5 separate regions of the Homo sapiens genome follow, and regions 1, 3, 4 and 5 are each linked to region 2. A link is a contact called in ENCODE Hi-C data. All regions are on one chromosome and are shown on one strand. Each heading gives the region's core, a stretch centred on a gene start or an enhancer-like site at or near the end of the contact. The rest is flanking DNA. Distances are from core to core; before and after follow the strand shown.

Region 1 (4,861 bases), core at 2,362-4,861, 1.3 Mb before region 2:
AAGTTAACTTCCATTCTGGTCATACCTAAAAACGTGTCATTCCAGTCAAAGCCTTAGTGAAATAACCAGTGTCTCCAATTGTGTTCTATTACAAAAGGAAATAGATTTTTATTGAAAACTAATACAAATAATATATTGCCATAAATTGAGAATACTCACAAACAGCTTCCAAATTCTGGAGAAATCAGAGAGAAAGGTAAATGCCTCAAATTTTTGTTCACAAAACTATATTTTATCTAATGTGTTGTAAGTTAAAATGGTTCAAAAGGAAAATGTTTACAGGAAAACAAAACATAAAGAGATCATCAATGTTTCAAATAAAAATGTCATAAAAGATCTTTTTAGTCCTCTCTCAGTTCAGTCCCATGTAACTAATTCTTGTTCGGTTTGATGTTGGGTTAGCAATTCTCATGTAACTTTTTAATCAGAGTCCTGGAAGACTTTTCCTAGTCTGATGGCATTATCTCCAAAGTTATCAGAAATCTGTATTTAAGAGTACTTGTCAGAGTCCTTTCCATGAAAAGTAAGTTGGGTTGTAGCTGATTGGAAAGCTTTTTAGAGAAGAATTCAAAACAATAACTGTGGATTACAAAAACTTAGCCATGGTTAAAATCTGATAAAAGTTCTCAATTGTCAAGAAAATTAAGTTATTTCTATTATATATAGCATTTTAAGATAACAACCAGAACCATGACTGACAGCATCACATCAAGACCATCTGATTTTTATAATAATGTAATCTTAAGAATATTTGTATTAATTATATATCTGTACAAATATAACTTTTAAAAAGATTTAACATATCAAAATTATGACTGATAGCATATGAGATTTTTATAAATTTATGTAATTCTTAGAACATTTATATCAATAGCATACCCATAAACATAACCAAAAGAAGATCTAGTATTATTTAGCATTTGATAGTGTCTCCCATAGAGTTTTACCAAATAAATCCTACCAAAGACGTTAAAAATTCAAAACATTTGATCAAAACAGAGCTACAGGTCATTTAAAAATAACAGTTATTCATTTAACTAGCATGACAGTCAAAAGACCTCAAAAGTAATACAGAAAGTTACATGGGAGGTTTCCTGGTTATATGAAATAATTCAGACATATCATAAGGCCAAGAGTATAAAATTATATTACATTTGAGGAAAACATTGCTTTTCTAAACTTTTAAGATAAATATTTTAGCATTATGCCATAAGAACAGCATTAGGACTGGGGTAAAAAGTTGTAAGAGTTGATGAACAAGTTGAAGAGGACAGTTATCATTCCAGCCAAGCAAAAAGATATTTTTTTTTCAAGGGGGAAAAAACAGAAGATAATGAATGTGATCTGCAACTTATATGTAACAAGGTGCAGGAAAAGTTGAACTTCTGAGATATAAATCTGACGTTTTAATTTTAGAATTTAAACTCAATATTTCTTGCAATATCATTGAGAGCAAATCAATACTTCAAAAAATTTTGTTGCTTTAACCAAAATTTTTAGTTTTGTATTAGCGCATTTTTAATATTACAGCTAATTTTAATAAGACCTTATAAACAAATCTATTCAATCTCAATTTGTTTTGACTGCAAGGTAAGATTTCCATAAACCTTTTATAACCTCTTACAATTTGTTTTATTTTCATTCTTTCTCAACTTTCTATATTTATTTAGTTTTATCTACACTTTTTTAATTCCTTCAATTTAAAACAATCCTTTAGAACCTCTAAACTAGGCAAAATTACTTGCCCTTAAACGAAAACCATATTCCTGTCTTCTTGTGTGTTTACCAAAAACACATCCTATTTTTCGTATACATTCTGCAAATAGAATTGTTTCTCTTGTATCTAGTAGTTTCAATTACTTATATAAGTTACAATATTAACTCTTAGTAATCCTTATTTTAGGGATTTTAGGGAAGAACCTAGGAAGTAAGAAATCTTGAATTGTCTGCAATATATCAGTATTTTAAGATAAAATATTATAAGTATTTCATGTATTTTAAAACCATGTTTTAATCTTTAGAAACATTTCCTTATACATTTCTTAATTGGAAGTGACCCAGCTGCTCAGTAAGTAAAGTATGATAGTAAGTATCATAACTTTAAGATTTTGAAAAACATAAGAATTTCATTTACACACATTTGTCCCATTTACATTTATCTAATTTATTTGTTTTTAACAGTTTATCTAGATTAGTTATGAGAATAGAGATATTAGACAAAGCTAGTCACCATTTTAAGTTATTTCCTTGTTAACCATTTTACAGCTTGTGAATATCAGGTGTTCACCTAAGCAAGAACTTTAAAGTGAAATACACAGATATTTTGCTGATAAATCAGAGGATTTCATTGTTTTCATTAAACCAACAATATTAAATTAGTCTTATTTATCAAAAGAATCACATAAACAAAGATTATTCTGTTTTGGCCGGGTTTGTAATTTCATAACTTTTTGCCAAACCTGGACATCTTAAAATAACTATCAGATGCACATATCAGCTGACCAGTAAACACAGGCAAAAATACATGCTGACAATCCTGAAGACATATCTATTTTTATTTTATCAATAATTTTTTTTTAATTTTCCAAAGATTATTAAAGTCAAATGAACTTGAAAGCATTTGGACTTATTTATTTAATTTATCAGTACTCTTTTATTTATAAGCTAATTTGGTACCATATAGACACAACATATAACATAATGCATGTATATGCATAAACAAGACAGTTGGATCAAACTTATTTTCCTGATAAAACTGGAATCTGTTCACATGGCTAAATTTTATTTGCCCTGATGAGCAAAGCAGTTTCCAGGGCACTTTGATTTTAAAAGACCTCTTTCCTTTTTTTTCTTTAGCCAGTAACCTGAAACTAGTAATACCATGAACAGTAAGTTTTATTTCAACACCAGCAGAAAAGTCAGCAGATTCAGAGTAGTCAGGAAGGAAAAATAGGCAAAGAACTTAGAAGACTACATGGTAACTCTTTAAGGACAGAAGAAGAAAGAGGGATTGACTGAAAATGTTTTACATGTGCCATTTTTCTTCAGGTTTTCTAGTTTATGGAGTTGCTTTGTTCTAATTGAGTGTGCAGGAGTCTGGAGATCTCATAAGGCTTCTGCTGTAGCCATCACAGTCTTTGACCTCTGTTAAGCCAAATATTGCTACACAGACCAAAAATACAGACAGACCAACAAAAATCAGAACCAGACTAGATTATCTTAGTGGCTGTAGCTTTTTAGTATTGCCTTAATTCTTTGGGACTTAAACATACACCAGATTTGGGACTCTGAACTGACCAGAATCCCCCTTGGGTAGGACTCAAATCCACAATCCTAGACAAGGTTGGGACTCTCATCCATAATCCTAAACCACAGGGTGGGACTTGAACCCACAGTCGTTATGATGAGTTCAAAGACAATTAAAAGTACAGGGGCATATTAACAAGGTACTCACCAGAAAGATGTCTAATCCAGAAGCAATTTATTTTCCCAAAAGAGAAGTGCCAAGGGAGCCTGAAGTGCCATGGTGGAGAAGAAGGAACCCTATAGTCGAGCCTCTGGACACCCTGGTCTAGGTGGCCACTCAGGATCAGTGCAGGGGGCCTGCACACCACTAGGGGCAACAGTACCTTGGACAGGCTGTTCGTCTCACCTGGGGTTCTAGTTTGTTAACAAGCAAAAGGGGCTCACTGCCCAATGTGCTAGAAGCCAACACTGACACCAAATTTTTGAAAAAAAGAAAAGCTTTATATTAAAAGTCACCTCTGAAGGAGACAGGAGTCAAGCTCAAATTTGTCTCTTTCTGCTGGCATTAAGGCAGTACTTTTATTAGAAAAGGTTCAGGGGGTGGATTCTGAGATTAGTAGGTGATTTGTGCAAGGAAAAGGGAGGTCTGGAAAGTCCTTGGGCATGCATAGTTATTTCTTCATGTTAACTCCTGAGTTGCATGGCAAATTCAGGGAGAGTTAGTATGAAACGTGGTGGAAATTCAGGCTATGACATCAGCAAGCTTATTCTGTGCAAGCTCCAGTTAGCCATCTTGGTTCCAACCAGTTTCAGCCAGGTTTTTCTTGATCTCACAAGTGGAGGGAGTTTCAGCGGCTTAAGTTTCTTTTCTTATCTGCTATCTTGAAACTCAAAAATTAAGTAACTGGTTTCTTACTCTTTGGGACTTTCCAGACCTCCCATTTCCATCCACCAATCACCTACTAATCTCAGAATCCACCCCCTGAATCTTTTCTAATAAAAATACTACCTTAATGTCAGCACAGAGAGACAGATTTGAGCTTGACTCTTGTCTCCTTGGGAGTTGACTTTCAATATACAAGTTTTTCTTTTTTAAAGAACTTAGTGTTTTAGTATTGGCTTCTATTGCATTGGGTAGTGAGCCGCTTCAGCTCTGTAACACTAACTCTGGTAGATAGCATCAGGATGAAATTGAATTGTAGGGCACACAGTTGGTGTCAGAGAATTAAGGAATTGAGTAGTGTCAGAAAACACCTCAGACTACACTTTCTCCCTTGGTATGGGAAGAGTTCAGTTTGTGTTTCTTTCTTCTTGAGTGACCCAACTCCAAGAAGATGCCACTTCTGGAGAGAGAATAGGGATCTCAACTTAGCCTGGCAGTGAGAATACGAATGGCAGCTGGAATGACCCAACAGGGGGCTAATGTTTGGGCTATTGTGTGTGTCACACTGACCCTGACCAGCCAAGTAGTCACAGCACCCACAAGCTCTTCCTGCCTGTCAGATGCCTCATTCCCACCTGTGATGCTCAGAGAGAAACCATGAGCCCTGAAAAACACCATATTGTTTTGTGATGTCACCTCTGGAATGTTCTGAGTGTTTTGGTGACCAACTTC
Region 2 (5,367 bases), core at 2,641-5,140:
GCTTTTTCTCTAAGATCAGGAAGAAGAAAAGAATGCCCATCCTCACTATTTCTATTTAACATAGTACTGGAAGTCTTAGCTAAACAAAAGAGATAAAAGGCATCTAAATCTGAAAGGAAGATGTAATATTTATTATTTCTATTCACAGATGATGTCTTATATGTAGAAACAACTCTGCCATACACACACAAACTGTTGAATAAATTCAAAGTTGTAAGATATAAAATCAACATATAAAATAAGCTCTTTTTATATGCTGACATGAACAATCTGAAAAAGATAATTAAGAAAATAATTCCACTTACAATATCAAAAAATAATCAGGACTAAACTTGACCAGGGATAAAAATACTTATCCACCGAAAATTTTAAAAACATGGCTGGAAGGAATTAAAGATACAAATAAATGGGAAGATATCCTGTGTTCATAGATTGAAAGACTTAATATTGTTAAAACACTCATCCTGCCCAAAGTAATCTACAGAATTAATGCATTCCCTATTAAAATTCCAATGCTTTTTTCTTTTCAGTAATAGGAAAACAATCCTAAAATTCATATGGGACTCCAAAGAGTCCCAGATAGCCAAAACAATCTTGAGAAAGAACAAAACTAGAGGCCTCATACTTCCTGACTTCAAAATATATTAGAAAGCTATAGTATCAGAACAGTATGCTACTCGCATAAAAACAGACATATAAAGCAATGGAACAGAATCAAGAGCCCAGGAATAAACACATCCATATACCGTCAAATGATCTTTGACAAGTGTGCTAAAATCACCAAGGGAGAAATATAGTCTCTTCAACAAATAGTGTTGGGAAAACTGGATATCCATGTTGAAAATAATGAAATTGATGGATATGTTAATTAGCTTGGTGTAATCTTTCTACAATGTATATATAGATTAAAACATTACTTTGTACCCCATAAATATACACGATTATTATTTGTCAATCAAAAATGAATAAAATTGGACCCTTATACCATATACAAAATATAGACTCAAAATGGATTAAAGACTGAAACATAGTCCTAAAACTATAAAACTAGAAGAAAACATAGGAAAAAAACTTTATGACATTGGTCTTGGCAAGGATTTCTTGAATGTGACACCAAATGTGAATGTAACACAAAAAGCCCAAGATACAACACCAAAATGGGCAAGTGAGACTACATCGAACTAAAAAGCTTTATGGCAAAGGAAACAGTCCACAGAATAAAAAGGCAACCTATGGAATGCGAGAAAATATTTGCAAACCATGTGTTTAATAAGGGATTAATAATCCAAAATATATAATAAACTCCTAAAACTCAGTGTTTAACATCCCTAAGGAATGAAAAAGCTACAAGATATCACCTCACACCTAAGACGGCCATTATAAAAAACAAATAACGAATATCAGGATATAGAGAAATTGAAACCCTTGTGTGTTTTTGGGAATGTAAAATTGTGTAGCTTCTATGAAAAATGGTGGGGTCTTTCCTCAAAAAAGACTAGGACTAACATATGATCCAGCCATCCCACTCCAGGTATTCAAATAATTCAGAACAAGGCCTCAGATAGATACTTGCACTCCCATGCTTACTGCAGCACTATTCACAATGACCAAGAGGTGGAAACAACTTACATGTTTGTAAGTGGATGAATGGATTGAGAATATGTGAAATAGAAACACATAATAGAATATTATTTAGTCTTAAGGAAATTCTGTCCCACGCTATATGGATGAATCTTGTGGGTTTTACGCTATGTGACATAAGTGAGCCACAAAAGGCCAAATATTGCATGATTCCACTTAGATGAGGTTTCTAGAACAGTCAAACTTATAGAAGCAGAAAGTAGAGTGATGGTTTCCAGGAGTGGGGAGAATGGGGAATTGCTGTTCAATGGATACAGAGTTGCAGTCATCCAAAATGAATAAGTTCAAGAGAACTGCCCTACAACAATGTGCATATAGTAAACCACACCGTTCTGTCTGTACACTGAGATTTGCTAAAAGGCTAGATTTTATGTTAAGTATTTTCTACTACTTTCTTTTTTAAAAAGAATATAGTATCCAATGGAACTGCCATCATCTGTTGCTCCTCCCACCTATCTGTACCAAATTCCTGTGAAAGGTAGAAAATAAACAAATGAACCATGTTAAATTTTGGACCTGAAGATAGATATGTTAAATGCGAACTGATTTATTGAAGCCCCTGGTTTAGGAAAACCTGTGAGTTTTTCAGTGATTCATGATATTAGTGTTCATAATGTGGATGATTACTTTTTTCAAGCAGTTTTAGATTTACAGCAATATTGAGAAGAAGGTACAAAGACATCCCATATACCCACTGCCCTCCCCTGCTGGCCTCCTCCATTATCAACACCCCCCACCCGTGTGGTACATTTGTTACAATCAATGAACATACATTGACATATCGCTATCATCACTCAAAGTTCACAGTTTATATTAGGGCTCACTCTTGCTGTTGTACATTCTATGGGTTTGAATAAATGTATAATGTCATGTGTTCACCATTAAAGTATCATACAGAGTATTTTCACTGCCTTAAAAATCCTCTGTGCTCTGCCTATTCCTTCCTCCCTATCCCCAAACCCCAGCTACCTCTGAGCTTTTGTACTGTCTCCATAGTTTTGCCTTTTTAAAACAAATTATCTTTGCTTTTGAAAAGACATAGAATAATAATTACAACATTATATATAGATGTGTATCTATGCAATATAGGGTTTCCCTGGTGTAAGGCAGTAAGAAGGGGTGAGTAAAAGTATAGAGGGAGCTAGGTCTGAAATTAGAAATAGGTGTCCTTCCCTTTTACATGGATGGAGGAGGGTGATTGGTTTTGGAACAGGAAGTTCAGGGAAGCTTCACCAGAACTTGCCTTAGCCCTTAGCATCCCTAGCCAGGTGTGTTCACTAACCCTTGTTCTGAGGAATAGCACTGTGGCAGAACAGATGTTGGCACTGGGCCCTGGTAGGTAGGGTTCTTGTCCCTCTTTTACTGGCTGGTGAAGGCACGTGGGAATAGTTCTCAAATATGGTTTTCCTGTCTGTAAAATTAGGAAACTGATTTATCAGACCTAGATTGATTGCCTGGACTTTTCATCACAGTCTCAATCTCAAATCTGAGGTTCCCTTCTCTGACTGTACATCGATTTTGGCTTTGTATATGTGGCCACTGAACTTCTCAGGTCTGTCCCAGACTGAATCTTTGATCTTTTTTCACTTCTGCAAAATGCAGGAAGCCCTTTCTTTGTTGTGGTCCCTGTGATGCAAGCTTGGTCAAAAGAAGAAAAGAGCAGAGCTGTGATAAGCTGATTTTAGCAGCAGCGCTCCATTTAGCACCAGGCTGTGTATCCCCCATGAACAGCACAGCCCACTGGGTGCTGGTGGCAGGAATGGCTTTTTGCAGAGACCAAGTGGGTCCAAATGAGAAGGGATTTTCCCATCTTGAACTCCTCTCTTCTGCTGAATTTTCACTGGGGTATAATTTGTTAGTATCTGGCATCGATCCCCCTGCAGGTCATCATACCCATTCCTTTCAGAATGTGGCTGGTAGTCATGGGCAGGGAGAGAGGGACCTTGTATGGAGTTTTGCAGACAGGGCTTCTGATCCCATATACTACAAAATCATTAAAAAACCACCTATCATGCACATGCTGTAAGGTAGGCATTGTGAAAAATGTTTTTCCGTACATTCACTCCCTTATTTTGGTCACTAAACTGCATGTTCATTATCTTTTCAACCACAGGCTTTTGTCCAACATTATAATATTGAGACCTATGGCATACCCTATACTCTTTGTTTCCATCTTCCAGATCCCGAGTCCAGCTACCAGCTCACTACACCTCTGCTGTCCTGCTGTACTTGTATCTTTAAGACACCTGTGAGACCTTTTCTGTGCTTTCAGTTTTATGTGATGGCTTGGCATGCAAACACAAGTATCTCTAGGAAGGCATTCAGGCCTTGAGAACCCTTTGGGGTGTAGTAACAGGAACTTCCTCTTGTGAATCATGCCTTTCATGTAAGAGCAGTCCTGTTAGGAGCACATTATTGACCTCTGCACCTATTCATCAGCCAGAAAGTGTTTATTTACTGAGTATATCCTGAGGTACTGAGATCATTGTCATTGCAGTGTTATTTTGGATTAAATATACATTTGTATTTTTGAAAATTTTGGCATAGTCTACTTTCCCTTGAAAAGAATAACATCAGTAATAACTGGCTGATTTAGGAATCTGTTGACTAGCTTGTCATATAATAGCTTATTTTTCCCCCTTTGAAACTGAAATAGTTGGATTTCTGTAACCTGTGGTATTTTTCTTGGGAATCATATATGTAAAGACTAAATTAGAGGTGAAACTAAGTTTAGTTTGTACATTAGATTTAATTAGTATGAAATTAATTTTAATGTTCTTTTTTTTTGAGACAGAGTCTCACTCTATTGCCTCAATTACTCCAAATTAATTTTCATCGGAACTTCAATAAACATTTTTTTTTTTTGAGACAGTCTCACTCTGTCTCCCGGGCTGGAGTGCATTGGCATGATCTCAGCTCACTGCAACCTCTGCCTCCCGGGTTTAAGCGATTCTCCTGCCTCAGCCTCCCGAGTAGCTGTGATTACAGGTGTGTGCCACTAAGCCTGGATAATTTTTGTATTTTTAGTAGAGAGGGGTTTTTGCCATGTTGGCCAGGCTGGTCTCGAACTCCTGATCTCAAGTGATCTCCCCATCTCGACCTCCCAAAGTGCTGAGATTATAGGTGTGAGCCACCATGCCTGGCACTGATAGTCTTTTGAGAGAAATGTATTTGTTCATTAAATGTAGTTCAAACAATTCTGTTTCCTCTCAAAAACATTGAATAATTTGGGGAGAAAAACTAACAGATATGTAACTATTAGAGAAGTATCAAGTGTGTTGTATGTGAATTTAAATATCATAGAGAAGGAAAGGTCAGTATAGGTTGAATGAATCTCTTTAAATTATAAACAGCCTATTCCTGCCTCTGGTTGGTTTTATACAAAATGTATTAGTTGAATTTCCCTATACTCAGACCATAGTACTGATAGCTCACCAATCTTTGATTTATAAGAATGGTAGAGGTTGTTCCTGGATTCTGCAGATACAAAACATGCCTGTACCTAATCACATTTGGTTGATAAATTCATTTAAAAAAACCAGAAATGTGAGTTATGGAATAAAAATTACCAGGAGAAATACCAAGAATAAAAAAATCTCTTATTCTTAGGAACAAACAGATAAATAGTTCCACATGCATTTTATTATTCTGTTTTCATTTGCATTCTTCATGACAGTGAGTTCTCCCCCAAAGAACCACTTAAACATCTTGAAATTTGTTATGTTT
Region 3 (5,596 bases), core at 1,447-3,946, 1.6 Mb before region 2:
CTTGTACTTACACATTTTTCCATTTCTAAACCATCCTTAAAGAAAATCATATATGGGGTCACACCATCCTCACGGTAGTCCAATAGAGCAACCATGCCATCTGGATTCATGTTTTCACCAATAAAGAACTTGGGAAGCAAACAAAATACCTAGAATTAGACTATTACATACAAATACATGCCATTCAAAACAAACTACAGTACAAGGGAAGGTTTAGACCACCACAAAAATCAAAACTTCAGTACCCAAAAGCTCTGATGCTCACTTATCATAGACATCTGTTCACTGGATTAAGGCACCTTAATAGTGACCTAAATAGAAAAATAACGTACAGAGCAATCCAGGAACACTAGGCTTTCAGGAAACCTTTACTCTCAATCCTAAATACAATCCCAAACCCTAAAGCGTGCTTATATAGTCAACCACAGGGAACATAAGGCTGACAGTGATAGAATATATCATACAGTCTGGAAGTATCTTATGGCCAGGGGATGCATGAAGCTGGAAAATTAGAGGAAAGGGAAAGCCACTGACATTTTCCAAAAGTAGAATTAACAAGCTCAGATACATTAGAAGGAGGACCAGTAGCAATGAGACACATTAAAATTGTAAGCAAAAAACTGAAAGAACACTTAGGTGGTTAAGCAATTCACAAAAAGAAAAACTGAGAAATGTCATCTGGGAAGCAAATTTTCAATCAGAAGACAAGATTTGGAAACACCTGCGAGCTGGGAAAGCCACTTTCTACACCTGGAATACTAGTATAGAATTGAAGATTAATCAACTTAATTTTTGCTCTTGCAGTTAAAATTGTACAATCCTTTGATCCAGATACTTAAGGTATTTACCTGGTAGTTTTTGAAATTAGCAAGGATGTGCTTGATTTGTTCTGCAGCCCCTGTCATAAAAGGTTTTACTCTTTCTGGTCTCTGTTCTTCAAGTTTCCCTTTGATTCTAAAACAACATTTCATTAACAGGTTGAAGTATTGAATTTTCAGTAAAATCAATTTTTAAAGTAAAAAATATCCAAGCTTAAAAAAAGAAAACACTGAAAAAGGCAACCAGCTGTTAAGAAATTACTAGTTCACAGAAGGTATCTTTCAAGAATGTTTACATTTCTTGTTGACTATTTTCAAAATACTATTCTAATTCTAAACGGAAACAGACTGCAGGCTTCAGTATGCTCATATTATAGAAAAGCAACCACTCTTTTCCGTGAACTCATTAATAAAAAAGCAAGGACTTTCACAAAAGTATACCCACTGCGAAAGAACCTCAAAAGTTAGCCAATCTTTAAATCCTGTAAGATTCTAGACATCAGCTAGGTACTGCCAGTATCACTTACGATTTCATGTAATCTTTGATGTACTTCTTGTAGGCTTCTTTTGTGAAACTTGTTTCCTGCAGGTGATGGTTCATGACAATATCGACACCAGTGATTACTGTGCTTTCGGTACCTTCGCCCTCGGGGCCTTCAGCGGAGGCATTTCCACCAATGAGCGAGTCATCAATGTTACCTTCTGTCCTACTGACCATCTGCATTAAGAAAAAGCAGTATAATTGCAAAAGACACAAACGCATCCAAAGCACCTTCCACGCCAATAGTTCACGGATAAGAAGTATTCTTAGTTCTTGCTGAAAATAAAAAAAGCACCATTTTGGGAATAAAGTTGTGACCCGTGGATTTCTCAAAACGACCTAACTTAAAAGAGTTGTCTGTTGGCCGGAACAAAAAATGGGGTCATTAAAAAGTTGTTTCCAGTTGCGGGCATGTGATGCCTCCGGTTGGTAAGTGGGGACAGGACAAACACGAAAGGACTCCAGGCTCCTAAGCCGGAAGCATCATGTCCCGGACAACCCCGGGAGGAGGATGGGCGCCGAGGCGGCGGGCCTATTTCCAGGATCAGCTCCGCCTCCAGTTTTCTAGAAAAACCCAAGCCCGGAAAGAGCGTCTCCTCCGCCAGGAGGCGGCGGGGAGGATTGCACAACCTCAGGCGGGGGAGCGGAGGAAACCCGAGCCCGCTCGGCCCGGACTCCCCCACGCGCAGGCCCGACCGACTCACCTTCCCCTCCACCTCCAGGCACAACCCGTCCGCGATCTCCCGGATCTTGTAGATGTCGGAGAACATCTCATCGTCTGCCGGATACACAGAGCCGCCCATCACCGTGCGCCTGGCGCCGCCATTTCCCGCATTTCCCGCGCCGGCGGCCGCACGCGGGATCTGCCCCTCCGTAGCACACCAGAGCTGGGCGCGAGCCCCGGGCACCGACCCCTCCGCGCTCGGCTAAGACCGCCGGCGTCCCCTAGGCCCGCGACGGCTGCGCCTTCCCCGCCCCCACCCGCACCCCAGACCCCCGTGTGCGGCAGTAAGGATAGTGCAGTGAGGACTCACGGCTGATGAGGTCCCGGTAGATAATCATGATGGCGACTGAAGGGAGACGACGACGGCGCTAGCTTAGCACGAGCCTGAAACTCGGAGCGAGCGCGGTGCAGCCGGAGCGGCGCTCGGGGGGAGGGGGGAGCGGGCGGAAAAGGCCGACTCAGCCGCTCCCCAACCTCATATAGAGGGCACGTCCCTCTACGTCATCGCCCGCTGCGCCTCCGGAAGCGACGCAGGCGGTGACGTGGCACGAAGAGCCGCGCGGGGGCGGGGCCACAGCGGGGGCGAGTCGGGGAGGTGAGCATCCGGGGACTTGAGGCGGAGACACAAGGCTCCGTTCCACTGGGCACGCCAGCGGGTAGGGGTGGGGGCGGGGAGGTGCGCGCGCAGCGTGGGAGGAGGCCAACTCTCGGGGCGCTCCCTAGCCCTGGGTGGGTGGAGCGGGGGAAGCGGAGTACGTTGGACCCGGCTCCGCCCTACCCCACGGGGCCGCCTGGAGAGGTGCTGGGAGCTGGGTGGAGCTTAGAGGAATTAAACTTTGGCCCTGCGCCTCGTCCAGCCTAGGTTCCACCCTTTTCTGGGAACGTGAGTATCAACCAAGGTAGGAGAACGTCGCATTTAGGGAGGGTCAGGCCCTCTGGCCTGGGGTAGATCTCGGGACTGCCCGAGGGCCTCTGACAACTTTTCAGCATCTGCCCCAGGGCTGCCCCAGCTGGAGTTTTTGGGACGCTTTTGTGGGGGCACCGCTGAGTCCGGATAGTGGGACCCAAGTCGTCCTGCTCGGCCCCTGGGGAATAATCGTGTGGGGCGCAAGGTCTGTGGGAAGGGACTTGGAGAGGAGGGAAGATGTCACGGGAGTCTGCACAGGGTTTCCATGTGTTCCAATTTTGTCCCATAATTGAAAGCTTGTGGCATTCTGTGGCGGACGGCTACGGAGCTAGCTCTTCCCTTTACTATTTCGCACTTGGTCTTGGAAAAGTATGTTGTCGCTTTAAGATGAAGTTGAAATTTTATCCCTGGTGCTAGAGGGTCACACAAAGGGAGTTTCCCACCTGCCCCACCTGTTTTTTGAAGGACTTTACACCCAATTACTAAGTATTAAAACAAAACAGGTCCTGCATGGTAGCTCATGCCTGTAATCCCAGAACTTTGGGAGGCAACTACTGAAACCCTGTCTCTACACACACACACACACACACAAATTAAAAATTAATTGGGTGCGGTGGTGCCTGCCTGTAATCCCAGCTATTAGGGAGGCTGAGCTGGGAGGATCGCTTGAGCCCGGGAGTTGGAGGTTACACTGAGCTATGATTGCACCACTGCGCTCCAGCCTGAATGACAGAGCAAGACCTTGGCTCAATAGCAAAACAAAACTTCCGTATTTAGTCACATCGTCACATCTTTGGCATAAGGCAAAGATACATGCCAGTATGAAGTCTGAAAGCTTGTTCTATTTCGCAAATATTTTGTGCTTTGTATCCCTTAGAACTAGGATTTGCACCAAGATTCCAATTGTGAACAAGTTCGATCCAGTCCTACTTATAGAAGTGTTCATTCTGGTAAATCAAAGTATCAGACAATTATAATACATTAACAATTGTTCATAAATCCAATAATATAGCATTCAGCAGAGTAAGAATGCAACCCTTGGGAAAGAGCAGGACACAGGATGGCAATTGGAATGATGGAAAAGTCAAAATGCAAGAGCCAAGAAATTAACCCCTTTAAGAAGATGGGGGGACTGGGCGTGGTGGCTCACACGTGTGATCCCGACACGCGCCTGTAATCCCGGCTACTCGGGAGGCTGAGGCAGGAGGATCGCTTGAACCCGGGAAGCGGAGGTTGCAGTGAGCCGAGATCGCGCCATTGCACTCCAGCCTGAGCAACAAGAGTGAAACCCCGTCCTCCCCCACCCCCAAAAAAAGAAGCTGGAGTTCTTGGATGGAAAACTCCAGAGGACATTGGGCAACTGGGAGGAAGCTAAAAAGGGGGGAAAGGGAAAAAAAAAGATGGGGGTCTTGGATGGAAAACTCCAGAGGACATTGGGCAACTGGGAGGAAGTTAAAAATGGGGTGAAAGGGATCCCAAAATAAATGGATATGACACATGGTCAGTGAAGGCTCTCAAACCTCATTTCTGGAATGTATGAGATGATTATCACACATTAATACTGTGTGAACATTTTTTTTCCAGATTATTACAGTATAATTATTTTCTACCCCGCCCCGCCCAGATGGGGTCTTGCTCTGTTGCCCAGGCTGGAGTGCAGTGGCATGATCTCGGCTCACTGCAACCTCTGACTCCCGGGTTCAAGCGATTCTCCTGCCTCAGCCTCCTAAGTAGCTGGGATTACAGGTGCCTGCCACCACGCCCAGGCAATTTTTTTGTATTTTTAGTAGAGACAGGGTTTCACCATGTTGGCCAGGCTGGTCTCAAACTCCTGAGCTCAGGCGATCTGCCCGCCTCGGCCTCCCAAAGTGCTGGGATTACGGGCGTGAGCCACTGCACCCGGCAAGTATAATTATTTTCTTCAGTTTTAATACTTCCAAACTATTCAGAAATATTATCATTGACCCATGCAGTACTCTCAAACATTACTCTCAACTGCCCAATCTCATATTCAGGTCGAAACAGTTCTTTAAGTTTTATAAAAATATAGTCGTGGTGAAAAAAAGTACTGAAGAGTCATGGCACCCTAGATTAAAATCTTGCCTTTGGCCGGGCGCGGTGGCTCACGCCTGTAATCCCAGCACTTTGGGAGGCCGAGGCAGGTGGATCACTTGAGGTCAGTAGTTTGAGACCAGCCTGGCCAACATGGTGAAACCTCGTCTCTACTAAAAATACAAAAATTAGCCGAGCCTGTTGGCGGTTGCCTGTAATCCCAGCTACTCAGGAGGCTAAGGCAAGAGAATCGCTTGAACCTGGGAGACGGAGGTTGCAGTGAGCCGAGATTGCGCCACTGCACTCCAGCCTGGGCAGCAGAGCGAGACTCTGTCTCAAACTACAAACAACAACAAAAATTTTATTGATAAAATTGCGGGCTCTGAAAAGAAAAGATCTTGAACACCCAACCAATGAGAATAAACAGACGGTTGAGAAACAATTTAGTGAATAGTGAACAACTTTATTTAAAATGAAATAAGAATAGAAAAGAAAAATCATATATAAAGGCGAATCACAGTAAAGGTGAGTATTATTTTGTGAAGCTTTTATTT
Region 4 (5,309 bases), core at 2,810-5,309, 1.6 Mb after region 2:
AACCCCTTATTTTACTTTTGAAAATTAACATAGTTATCTGGGGGCGTGAAGGGGAGCACAGCAGCAACAACGGAAGCCTTCAGTGTTCACTTCTGGAGCCTCACGTCTTGACTGCTGCCACAACCAAGTTTTCCTGCCAAGTGCTTACACCCACAGAAAGGCTGTGGCCCCTCCTCGGAGTTGGGCTAACGTCCAGCCTCTGTCTACAGCAGTCTGTGTTGGAGCCTGCTGATGGGCTCCAGGTTATCTGGTCTAACAGGAGCTGATGCTATGCTCAGGGAAGCAACAGGGAATGAATGATAAAGAGGAAACAGAGCTGCCAGGATGAGTGATTGTCAAAGGTGGATGCTTTCCTGATTAGCTGCAGGGGAGACACGACAGGAAGGTCTAATCACAGGAGATCATTTGTACCATCAGAGGTTAGCATATTTGGGGTGAGGAAGGTAAGCATGTTTTGACTTTTTAGATGAAATGAGGTGCTAACAACTTGGCCACAAGGTTTAGAAACAATCACAGGAAACCAACTAGGAAGTGAAAATTGGTAGGTATTTTGAGCACTAACATAAAGGATGGAAGAAGCAGAGATACCCAGAAGTCCTGGAAGCAGGCTAGGCAGGATGAACATTTTAGAAACGCTTAAGAACAGGCTAATCTGAGGCCAGGCACAGTGGCTCACACCAGTAATCCCAGCACTTTGAGAGGCTGACGTGGGAGGATCTCTTGAGTCCAAACGTTCAAGACCAGCCTGGACAACATAGTGAGACCCCCATCCCTAAAAAACTAAAAAGTGAAAAATTAGCCAGGCATGGTGGTATGTGCCTGTAGTCCCAGCTACTTGGGAGGCTAAGGTGGGAGGATTGCTTGAGCCCGGAAGGCTGAGACTGCAGTGAGCCATAATTGTGCCACTCACTTGCCCTGAGTGACAAAACAAGACTTTTTCTTAAAAAAAAGAGAAAAAAGGCTGGGTGTGGTGGGATTACACCTGTAATCCCAGCACTTCAGGAGGCCAAGGCAGGTGGATCTCCTGAGGTCAGGAGTTCAAGACTAGCCTGGCCAACATGGTGAGACCCTGTCTCTACTAAAAATACAAAAAATTAGCCTGGCGCAGTGGTGGATGCCTGTAATCCCAGCTACACGGGAGGCTGAGGCAGGAGAATTGCTTGAACCCGGGAGGTGGAGGTTGCAGTGAACTGAGATCATGCCATTGCACTCCAGCCTAGGCAACAAGAGCAAAACTCCATCTCAAAAATAAAATAAAATAAAATAAAACTAAGAAAAAGAACAGGATATCTGTTACACAAATTACCCCAGATTGCTGAAACCACCTTTGCAAAAATTATAGCAGTGAGAAAATTATGACAGTCAAAGAGACCTTCTCTAACCAATTCCATCTTGCCTTTAACCTTCAAATTAACCTTGGTCATTCTGGAGCACGGGCCAAGCTAACTTTTGGATAAATTTAGTTTCTGGTTTAACCTTAAGGCAAGGATTATAATAGGCCTTCCCAAAACTAAACTACTTTTGTAAAACTAATGAAAGGTCACAAGGTTAGGAAGGTTAGGATTATTAGAGGGGCCTGAATTCTGCTAAGATGCAGGCATAGTTAAATGATTACCAGTCATTGTTCTGGAAGTTACAAGATTTGTAATTTCCTCCATTACTCCTGTAAGTAACATCACTATTGTAGAACCTAAAATTGGCCTTTCGAGATGTCTTTTCAGATTTTCATTTCTGACAACCAGATGACTCCACCTGGACCCATGTCCCTTACCCAGATGCTGACTCAGCGCATGAGGACTATTTTCTATGACCCTATGATTGCATCCCCAACAAATCAGCAGCACCCCTTCCCTAGCCCCCTGCCCACCAAACTATTGTTAAAAAACTGTAGCCTCTGGATTTTCAGGGAGGCTGGTTTGAGTAGTAATAAAACTCTGGTCTTCCATTTAGCTAACTCCTCTTTCTCTATTGCAATTCCCCTGTCTTGATAAATCAGCTGTATCTGGGCAGTGGGCAAGATGAGCCCATTGGGTGGTTACATTGCTTAGACACAAGAGAGAGGATGCCCCTGGCAGGATCAAGTCTGAACTACCCACTCCGACATTTGAAGTGCCCATCATCAGGCCCAAGCCACATCTCCCCAGTCTGTCCCTTAGCCTCTCTTACTTGCTGAGGGGTAGTGTCAGTCAGGAGAGGCAGGGGCATAGAATCTGACTTTTTGCTGGTGCCTCTTCTGTGACACCAGCCACCTTCTGTAGAACACACCCAGCCAGGCAGCCTGGCTTCTTTGTGTCACTAGGCCACTTGTGATGCTTTCCTTCCATCCCTCTATTTGGAAAGGCCCCTCCTTTCCAGTTCTCTCTGCGTAACCCCCACTTCACCCCATCTGGTCTGCTGGCACCCAAGCCTCTATTCTTGTCAGCTCCAGTGGGCAGATGGGTAAGTATGGAGGGGCACTTCCCCAATGAGCTTTGTAGTCATTTAACTTTAATAGGCTCATTGACCGATGCACACAGCAAGTCATTACACTGAGACACTGGGTTGCAGCTGAGAAAGAGGTTTAATCATAGGGTCACCGAAAGAGGAGATGGGAGGGAAACTCAAATTCATCTCCTGGCCAGGTGCAGTGGCTCACACCTGTAATCCCAGCACTTTGGGAGGCCTAGGTGGGCAGATCATGAGGTCAGGAGATCAAGACCATCCTGGCCAACATGGTGAAACCCCACCTACTAAAAATACAAAAATTAGCTAGGCATGGTGGTGCATGCCGGTAATCTCAGCTACTCAGGAGGCTGAGGCAGGAGAATTGCTTGAACCAAGGAGTCGGAGGTTGCAGTGAGCCGAGATTGCACCACTGCACTCCAGCCTGGCGACAGTGGGAGACTCCATCTCAAAACAAAACAAAAAAAAGTATGTCCCTGAGGAATTTGGGGTTAGAGTTTTTAAGGGTTTTGGAGGGGGTCAAAGGGTGGAGAGTGTTGATTGGTTGAAGAGTGCAGGGTGTAGTCACAGGACAGGGAGATGAAAGCAGTTGTGCTCTCATGCTCATCCTGTTTCTCTGTGGGGGCTTTCAAACTGGTTGCTGGAATTTAGGGGCTGAAAAACATCTTAAGCAATCCTTAAATAAAAGTCTAATGATTCTAATGTCAGGGATCCTATTTATAGTAACAATGTGGATGCAAATCCATTTTTAAATAGTCTTTTGACCTAACATCAGAAATCCTATCTCTATGAACAATGGGGATGCAAATAGTAAGGATCTAGTGACTTTTAGCAAAAAGGAATTGGGCCAAAGTGCGGCCTGATTAATGATTAATTATAACTATACTTCTGTCTGGAACCCAGCATGCCATTCTTGTCAACCCTGTGCAGATATTTTTTTCTGCACTTTTTCCCACTAGCATATCATTTAATCTTCCTGGGGTGACCATTGTGGGTAAGTTATACTTTAGACTAGGGATGGTGCATATTATTTCTCTGCAGTTGGTTTCTGCTTCCTGCAGTGTTCTGGGTCCAAATCTGGAGAGTGTCCTGTTATGAACTCCGTGTTTGTGTCCCAATCCCCGCCCTGCAAATTTATATATTGAAACCCAGGAGTTAATTAGTTCTTGAGGGTGGAGAGCTAATGATGGGATTTGTCCCCTTATAAGAAGAGACAGGAGAGAGCTTGCTTCCTCTCTCTGCCAGGTGAAGACACAAGAAAGCAGAAAGAATGCCCTCACCAAGAACCTGGCCATGCTGGTACCCTGATCTTGGACTTCCAGCTCCAGAAGTGAGAAAGAAATATTTGTTGTTTAACCCACCCAGGCTATGGTATTTTTATCACAGCAGCCTGAGCTAAGACACGCCCACACCCCACCCTACTTGTATTAGTCTGTTCTTAGACGCTATAAATATACTACTCAAGACTGGGTAATTTATAAAGGAAAGAGGTTTAATTGACTCACAGTTCTGCATGGCTAGGGAGTCCTCAGGAAACTTACAATCATGGCAGAAGGCAAAGGGTAAGCAAGCTTGGACCTTCCCACATGGCAGCAGGAGAGAGTGAGCATGTGTGAAGGAAGCAAAAGGGGAAGAGCCCCTTGTAAAACCATCAGATCTCGTGAGAACTCACTATCATGAGAACAGCATGGGAAAAACTGCCCCCATGATCCAATCACCTCCCACTGGGCCCTCCCTTGACACGTGGGGATTATGGGGATTACAAATCAAGATGTGATTTCAGTGGGGACACAGCCAAACCATATTGCCACTGTAGAGGTTCTCTGTCTCACCTCTTGCCCTCAGCTGGCGAGGTGGCCAGTGTGTGTGGTGATTCTTAGTCTGTGGGGGATGAGGGGCTGCTGAGGAATGAGTAAAGAAAGAAGAAGCAAAATCAGACTTTAGTGGCAGCTTGACTTGACCCTGGAATTCAGAGTACCATTCATTCCTCAGTGGGATGTTGCTTTGGGCAGCTGAATTTTGCTTAGGGACAAATGCCCTTTCCCTCCAGCCTGAGAGTCATGTCCCCTCAGTGCCTGGCCCGTGACACCTGTTTTGGCCTCTCTGTTGCCTCATGTTGGTAAATGTTGTTTCTATGTTTGCCTTTACCTATGAGTGTGTGTGCACACCTGTTTAGGTGACATGTCTGTGAGTCTGATGGCTTTGTCCTGGCCACCTGGCTGAGAGGTCACCATGTCTCCTTGGGCAGCTCCTCAGGGCTGGTGGCCCTCAAACTGCCTAAGACACACCCGAAGGAAAGTCCCTTGGAAAACTTTGTTTGGGAGTGTCAATGAAAAGGCCAAACTCCATAAAATATTTAAAGAGGTTTACTCTGAGCCAAAAAATGAGCAACCATAGCCTGAGGCACAGTCTCAAAGGTTTTGAAAACATGTGCCCAACGTGGTCAGGCTATAGCTTTGTAGCAGGACGAGCCGCAGACAAAACCTCTCAGACAGCGAGTTGTAGAAGGAAGGGCTTTATTCAGCTGGGAGCATCAGCAAGCTACTGCCTTAAAATCCGAGCTCCCCGAATGCACAATTTCTGTCCCTTTTAAGGGCTCACAACACTGAAGATTTCACATGAAAGGGTCATGATTGATTTGAGCAAGCAGGCTGTACGTGACAGGGGCTGCATGCACTGGTGGTCAGAGAGAAACAGAACAGGGCAGGGAGTTTCACAATGTTCTTCTATACAATGTCTGGAATCTGTGAATAACATCGGATTCTAAGTTATGAGTTGATTTTTAACTAGTGGGTTTAGGCCAGGCAGGCCTAGGCCTGGTTTCGGGCCTGGCACCGGGCTGCCTGCCTTTGGTTTTACTTCCTTGT
Region 5 (5,699 bases), core at 1,088-3,587, 1.3 Mb after region 2:
ACATACTAGTGAACATAGTTAAATTAATCCATGGTCAAGACATATATTCTTTTGTAAATTGAGAAATCTCTTTATCATAATTGTAATATGGTAATAAATAAATCTAGATTACATAAATGTAATCTAGATGTTGATAAACTGGTTTTAAATAAAGCAAGTGATATCTACGTATGAAGAGAGTTTACTTCAGTTCCTAGAACTTTCCTTCACTTTCCTGCCATCCCTACTTTTAGTAAGCAAGCATTTACTGTGTGTGTAACACTGTGCTAGGTACTAAGGCAATGATGATACCCAAGATTTGGTCTCTATCCTGAAGATAAGCACAGGAGAAACATTATCAGTCATGATGCTTTCTGTTGCAAACAAGTGAAAACCTCAGCTCAGCTTAGGTCAGCTCCAGGGCTGGCCAAATCAGAGGCTCATTTATAACACTGAGGATCCAGATTCTTTTGAAATTCCTCCTGCACCAATATCAGCATTTCTACCTTCTCTGTAGGTTGGCTTGCCTCACGTTACAATGGCTGCAGCAATCAGAAGTGTCACATCCTCAGTAATACTTAATATTATTACTATTATTTAATAATATTTAGAACTGTGCCATCCCTGTTTCAATTTATCAGGCTCCCAGCAGACTACTCCTTATCTTTCAAATGTCAAAACTGCATCCTGAGCTCTTGCCTAAACTAATCTGGGGTGAGGTGAATGGAAGTAGCACTTTAATTGTATTCATTCTTTGTAGCTGGACCTGGGCCTGGGCCCTATCTCCTGACATTTGCCCACAAGAAAGATTTCTGAAGTTAGGTAGGACTGGCTGTTGAGTAGGCCAGTGCTTGCCAAACCTTTACACATCCTCACATATGTCATAATATGCAGATAAAAAGATAATCCCTTATACAACTTGCTGGGATAAACTCAGGAGGCTTACAGCCATGACCTGCTTGAAGGTTCTTCCTGCCTTAGACCTTGCTCAGCTGCTCCAGGATGAGGGGATTTACATCACAGCACAACTGTATTTTATTCACAGCATAAACCATCTCTTTCCTTCTCAGTTGACGAGTTCAGATGGGCAATAACAGTGTCTGCCAAAGAGAAAAAAAAATGTATTCAAACTAGATAATCTATTGGTACAAATACCGAGACACAGAAGTGATAACAGCTTTAAGCCAATGTTTGATGGTGGTAGTCCCAGCAAGCTCTTTTCTGATGTCTTTGTGCCTTTGCACATGCTCCTTCTCTGTCACTGTTTTCTTCATCAAACATAATATAATGGACAAGTGGAATCAAATAGAATTGAGTTCAAATTCTCTGCTACCCATCGGCCCTGGTATTGGACAAATTAACTCCTCTGAGCCTGTTTCCTCATCTGCAACGTAGACTAGCTAATACTACCCATTGGAAAGCGTTGTTTCTTAGCTAATGCATGCAAGGCTTAAAACCTAGATGACGGGTTGATAGGTGCAGCAAACCTCCATGGCATACGTATGCCTATGTAACAAACCTACACGTTCTGCACTTGTATCCCGGAACTTAAAGTAAAAAAAAAAAAAAAAAAAGAAAAGAAAGAAAGAAAAAGAAAAAAAAGGCTGTTTCTGGGGATTAAATAAGACAATTATGTAAGGTGGCCAGCACAGTTCCTGGTACATAGTAAATGTCAGGCCTGCCTGACAGACTTCTATTCAGCAGCTACTGCTCCCCTGAAAATCTTCCTCAGACGTTTCCACGGTGCTTCCCGTTCTTACACCACTACAATCCTTTATTACACTACTATCCGTTCATTCCCCACAGCTCCCTCCCTTCCTTTCCCTAACCAGTGATCCCAAAAGGCCAGCAAGTGTCTAACATTTTCTATCTTCTAAGTGACTGGTAAAGTTCCGCACCTATCAGCGCTCCAAGTTTGTTTTTGTTTTGGCCGACTTTGCAAAACGGATTGGGCGGGATGAGAGGTGGGGGGCGCCGCCCAAGGAGGGAGAGTGGCGCTCCCGCCGAGGGTGCACTAGCCAGATATTCCCTGCGGGGCCCGAGAGTCTTCCCTATCAGACCCCGGGATAGGGATGAGGCCCACAGTCACCCACCAGACTCTTTGTATAGCCCCGTTAAGTGCACCCCGGCCTGGAGGGGGTGGTTCTGGGTAGAAGCACGTCCGGGCCGCGCCGGATGCCTCCTGGAAGGCGCCTGGACCCACGCCAGGTTTCCCAGTTTAATTCCTCATGACTTAGCGTCCCAGCCCGCGCACCGACCAGCGCCCCAGTTCCCCACAGACGCCGGCGGGCCCGGGAGCCTCGCGGACGTGACGCCGCGGGCGGAAGTGACGTTTTCCCGCGGTTGGACGCGGCGCTCAGTTGCCGGGCGGGGGAGGGCGCGTCCGGTTTTTCTCAGGGGACGTTGAAATTATTTTTGTAACGGGAGTCGGGAGAGGACGGGGCGTGCCCCGACGTGCGCGCGCGTCGTCCTCCCCGGCGCTCCTCCACAGCTCGCTGGCTCCCGCCGCGGAAAGGCGTCATGCCGCCCAAAACCCCCCGAAAAACGGCCGCCACCGCCGCCGCTGCCGCCGCGGAACCCCCGGCACCGCCGCCGCCGCCCCCTCCTGAGGAGGACCCAGAGCAGGACAGCGGCCCGGAGGACCTGCCTCTCGTCAGGTGAGCGAGCAGAGCCGCCGTCGCCTCACGCGGGAAGGGCGCCCCGGGTGTGCGTAGGGCGGGCGCCAAGGCGGCTCGGCGGGGATCCGTCCTCGCCAGGGGCCGGGTCCCGGCGGGAGGAGGCGCCCTCCCTGCCCCCCGCCACGGCGGAGCGTCTGCAGAATGGTGACAGGATTCTGGGTTCTTGGGCGAGGGGTCTCGGCTTCAACTTGACAGGTGTCGGGCGGGTGGGGCTAGGGTCCTGAGCGAAGTGACAGGTGCAGTTCCCTCTTGTGAGGCTCGGAGGCAGAGGGTCGTTGCGAGCGTCCATCAGACGCAAAAAATGAAAAATAAAAATACAAAAATGGTGTCTGTGGGAGAGTTTTTCACCGGAGAATTGGAGTACTCCGGTGGTCGTCTGACTTTCTGTTTTGGTTCACGCGATGCAACAGTTGGGAAGTATTTTCTTCCGGGCGTGCACTGCATCTGAAGTCCATTTGTGGGAGAGGCCGACCAGAAAGCCTTGGACAAGAAGCGCAGGGTCCTGAGTGTCCATTGCCCACAGGATACTCGGCTCAGGAGCTTTGCGGCGTTTCCTTAGAACAATAATGCATCGAGGCCTTGGGGACTCAAAGCCATCTGTAGTGATTGATGGAGCGTAACTCTTTAGAGGAACTGAAACATGGGCAAAACTTTCATGAGACATTTACCAGAAGTGCTTGAAAGTTTCTAAACTTTTTTTTTTCCTGTTTGATGAACTCTTCTTGCGTGTTAGTCGGCTTCGGCTTGTCTCATTATTTCTTCCATTTTGCCTTTTGACTTTGAACCAGCAAGGATCTTGGTGTCCCCTCTTTTTGCCTTTGTTTTTGGCACAAAATTAGTGGTTCTGTGCGCAAATGGAAATTTTCGTTTTCCCTTATTAAGTGGAATCTAAATTTAAGCAAGTCCATACGAATGCACTAGATCTTGAAGGGAAGTATTTATTGTATTACAACATCTTACTTTTCTTGATTTTTCTACTTTATGGTTAAATAGCTATGATTGAAAGAGTGTAATTGTCATTATTGTCAGCACTGGTTCTACTTTGAGACAAGTTCATTGCAGAGGGAATGGGACTTGTTTCTGTTTTTCACTATTTTCTCTCCCATTCTTGTCTATCACCAAATCCTTTCACCCTCACCCATTTCTTTCCACTCGGTATACACTAACAATTCACGGCAGAAAAGATTGAAGTGGGATTTAGGAAATGGCCCCTGGAAGGCTATTAAAAATTTATATATTTAAATGGACTGTCTTATAGGTCAGTTAAAAACCATATTCGTTAAAAAACCAAAATAACAACAACAAAAAATTAAAAACCACGTCTGGGGCATGTTCTGGGAAAAGACATGGCTTTAGTTTCTGATTAAATTCTGATGTATCCAATTCTTGCAAATTTCCCTTGGGAAAATGCAGTAATGGCTACTCTAAAGAATTCCATGTTATGCACACAGCTTTGGAAGCATACTCTAATGTAGGGTAACCAGGAATATTGACGTTGTGGCCACTGCTTGGAAAAAAGAGGACTGTTTCTTTCATTTTTTAACTCATTTTATATATTTTAAGTAATGGAACTATAAAAAATTCTCTTATAAGTCAAAACCATACAAGATACAGTCTGTTCTTGATTATCCATACCCACAAAGGGTTTCATTAACATAGACAGTTGAACTCTATAAATTAACCAGCAAGGGTAGAACCGCTGCCGTGCAGTCTGATACTGAGCATCTTGCCTGGAGATGGAATCAAGGCTCAGTCCAACTGCACCTCCAGTGACAGATTCCATTCCTGATTTGAGAGTTTAGATCTTATTTCTGTTGCCTTATCTCTGGCCTAAGTAATGTAGCTGGAAGGGAAACTGTCACTAGGAACAGCATACCACATTCATTGTTGAAATAATCAAAGGTTAATCATGTTTCGAGCTGGGTGTGATGGCGCGTACCTGTAGTCCATGCTACTCAGGAGGCTGAGGCAGGAGGATCACATGAGCTTGGGAGTTGGAGGCCAGCCTGGGCAACAAAGCAAGACCCCAGTCTTTAAAAAAACAAAAAAGCTGACCAGGCATGTTGGCTCACGCCTGTAATGCCAGCACTTTGGGAGGCCAAGATGGGAAGATTGCTTGAGGCCAGGAGTTTGAGAGGAGCCTGGGCAACAAAACAAGACCCTGTCTCTAAAACAAATTTTAAAAAATTAGCCAGTGGCTGTGGCACACCTGTAGGCTCATCTACTCAGGAGGCTGAGGTGGGAGGATCCCTTGAGCCCAGGAGTTTGAGACTGCAGTGAGCCATGATTTCACCACTGCACCCCAGCCTGGATGACAGAGTGAAACCCTATTTCAAAACAAGAAAAAAAAACAAAAACTAATTATGTTTTGAAGGAGGAATTGGCAGTCTAGAATAGTGGTCAAGGGCATGGATTATAGAGTTAGACTGTTGGGCTCACATAGTGGTTTACCTCTTACCGGCTGAGACCTCAGGTAAGTTCTTTAACTTCTCCAATTTGACAGACATCTGTAAATGTCTACTTTTACAGATGAGAATACTTATCTAAAAGGGCTGATGTCGGGATTCAGTGAAACCATATGTTTAAGGTACTTTCTACAGGATCATAGTAAATACTCAAAAATTATTAATTATTCTTCATACTATTCTTATTAGTAGATAACACATAGAAATTAGATGAATGAAAATGAATTAGCCAACAAGAATTTATTAAATGCTTGTCTTTGTTAAGGGGAAAGGACAAAAATAAGCAGTCGCATCATGTAAGATGTGCTAGTAGGTAGAGAGATATATGAAACATTGATAAGAGAAGACTACAGTTTAACAAAGTCACTGGCGTTGAATTGTATAATATTATCTATGGGTTTTTATCTTTTTGTTGTTATCTTTATCCTATTTTCCCAAACAGCTTTAGCTATTACATTTACTTTCCTTCACAGAAGTGTTTTGCTGCTTTGAAGTATATTTGACTTACCATGCAAGCAAATATTTTTCACTGTGTGGTATCCTTATTTTGGAATGACCATGAAAAAGATAATCATAT

What was found. Hi-C counts contacts between places; a loop is a spot of excess contacts on that map. Pooled maps may share reads with other maps.
Region 1: a map with no recorded cell type shows a loop between it and region 2 (9-fold over the local background). The contact joins the promoter of LINC01055 here to the enhancer-like site in region 2. A Hi-C loop is called at or near these places in 2 of 37 single-sample maps with no recorded cell type and 3 of 50 pooled maps.
Region 3: a loop to region 2 is called in a map with no recorded cell type, with 24 times the contacts of the local background. The contact joins the promoter of TPT1-AS1 here to the enhancer-like site in region 2. A Hi-C loop is called at or near these places in 2 of 37 single-sample maps with no recorded cell type and 1 of 50 pooled maps.
Region 4: a loop to region 2 is called in a pooled map, with 4 times the contacts of the local background. The contact joins the promoter of LINC01077 here to the enhancer-like site in region 2. A Hi-C loop is called at or near these places in 1 of 168 maps with a recorded cell type or tissue (endothelial cell of umbilical vein), 1 of 37 single-sample maps with no recorded cell type and 4 of 50 pooled maps.
Region 5: a loop to region 2 is called in a map of OCI-LY7, with 5 times the contacts of the local background. The contact joins the promoter of RB1 here to the enhancer-like site in region 2. A Hi-C loop is called at or near these places in 1 of 168 maps with a recorded cell type or tissue (OCI-LY7), 1 of 37 single-sample maps with no recorded cell type and 3 of 50 pooled maps.

The regions. Positions count from the first base shown.
Region 1 is chr13:45,697,573-45,702,433 of GRCh38, forward strand. It overlaps LINC01055 (long intergenic non-protein coding RNA 1055), which reads right to left and starts at 3,612. Exons shown (of 4, transcript NR_125786.1): 1 at 3,455-3,612. It overlaps CBY2 (chibby family member 2), which reads left to right and starts at 4,748. Exons shown (of 3, transcript NM_152719.3): 1 at 4,748-4,861. The coding sequence starts at 4,819. RefSeq lists enhancers at 3,431-3,510, 3,961-4,260.
Region 2 is chr13:46,980,106-46,985,472 of GRCh38, forward strand. No RefSeq gene overlaps it. Among named protein-coding and RNA genes, the nearest start is that of HTR2A, 86 kb to the left of the region's middle. Within about 2 kb of position 3,891, at least 5 of the 41 ENCODE cell types and tissues checked have a DNase peak (open chromatin) inside an H3K27ac peak, as active enhancers do; they include OCI-LY7, where a contact is called at or near this core.
Region 3 is chr13:45,338,649-45,344,244 of GRCh38, forward strand. TPT1-AS1 (TPT1 antisense RNA 1) reads left to right here and starts at 2,697. Exons shown (of 11, transcript NR_024458.1): 1 at 2,697-2,739; 2 at 4,778-4,892. TPT1 (tumor protein, translationally-controlled 1) reads right to left here and starts at 2,535. Exons shown (of 6, transcript NM_003295.4): 1 at 2,394-2,535; 2 at 2,064-2,137; 3 at 1,346-1,536; 4 at 849-954; 5 at 12-128. The coding sequence starts at 2,421. It overlaps LOC124903169 (a long non-coding RNA gene), which reads left to right and starts at 2,786. Exons shown (of 2, transcript XR_007063781.1): 1 at 2,786-2,982; 2 at 4,639-4,655. RefSeq lists enhancers at 1,605-2,394, 3,974-4,761 and silencers at 2,292-2,361, 2,442-2,551, 2,712-2,911.
Region 4 is chr13:48,586,539-48,591,847 of GRCh38, forward strand. It overlaps LINC01077 (long intergenic non-protein coding RNA 1077), which reads right to left and starts at 4,060. Exons shown (of 2, transcript NR_170270.1): 1 at 3,984-4,060. All of the region lies in intron 2 of LOC105370202 (a long non-coding RNA gene), which reads left to right. RefSeq lists a silencer at 95-389.
Region 5 is chr13:48,301,414-48,307,112 of GRCh38, forward strand. It overlaps RB1 (RB transcriptional corepressor 1), which reads left to right and starts at 2,338. Exons shown (of 27, transcript NM_000321.3): 1 at 2,338-2,636. The coding sequence starts at 2,500. RB1-DT (RB1 divergent transcript) reads right to left here and starts at 2,289. Exons shown (of 3, transcript NR_046414.2): 1 at 1,878-2,289; 2 at 926-1,079. RefSeq lists enhancers at 1,466-2,191, 2,192-2,915, 2,990-3,039, 3,280-3,349 and a silencer at 2,490-2,779.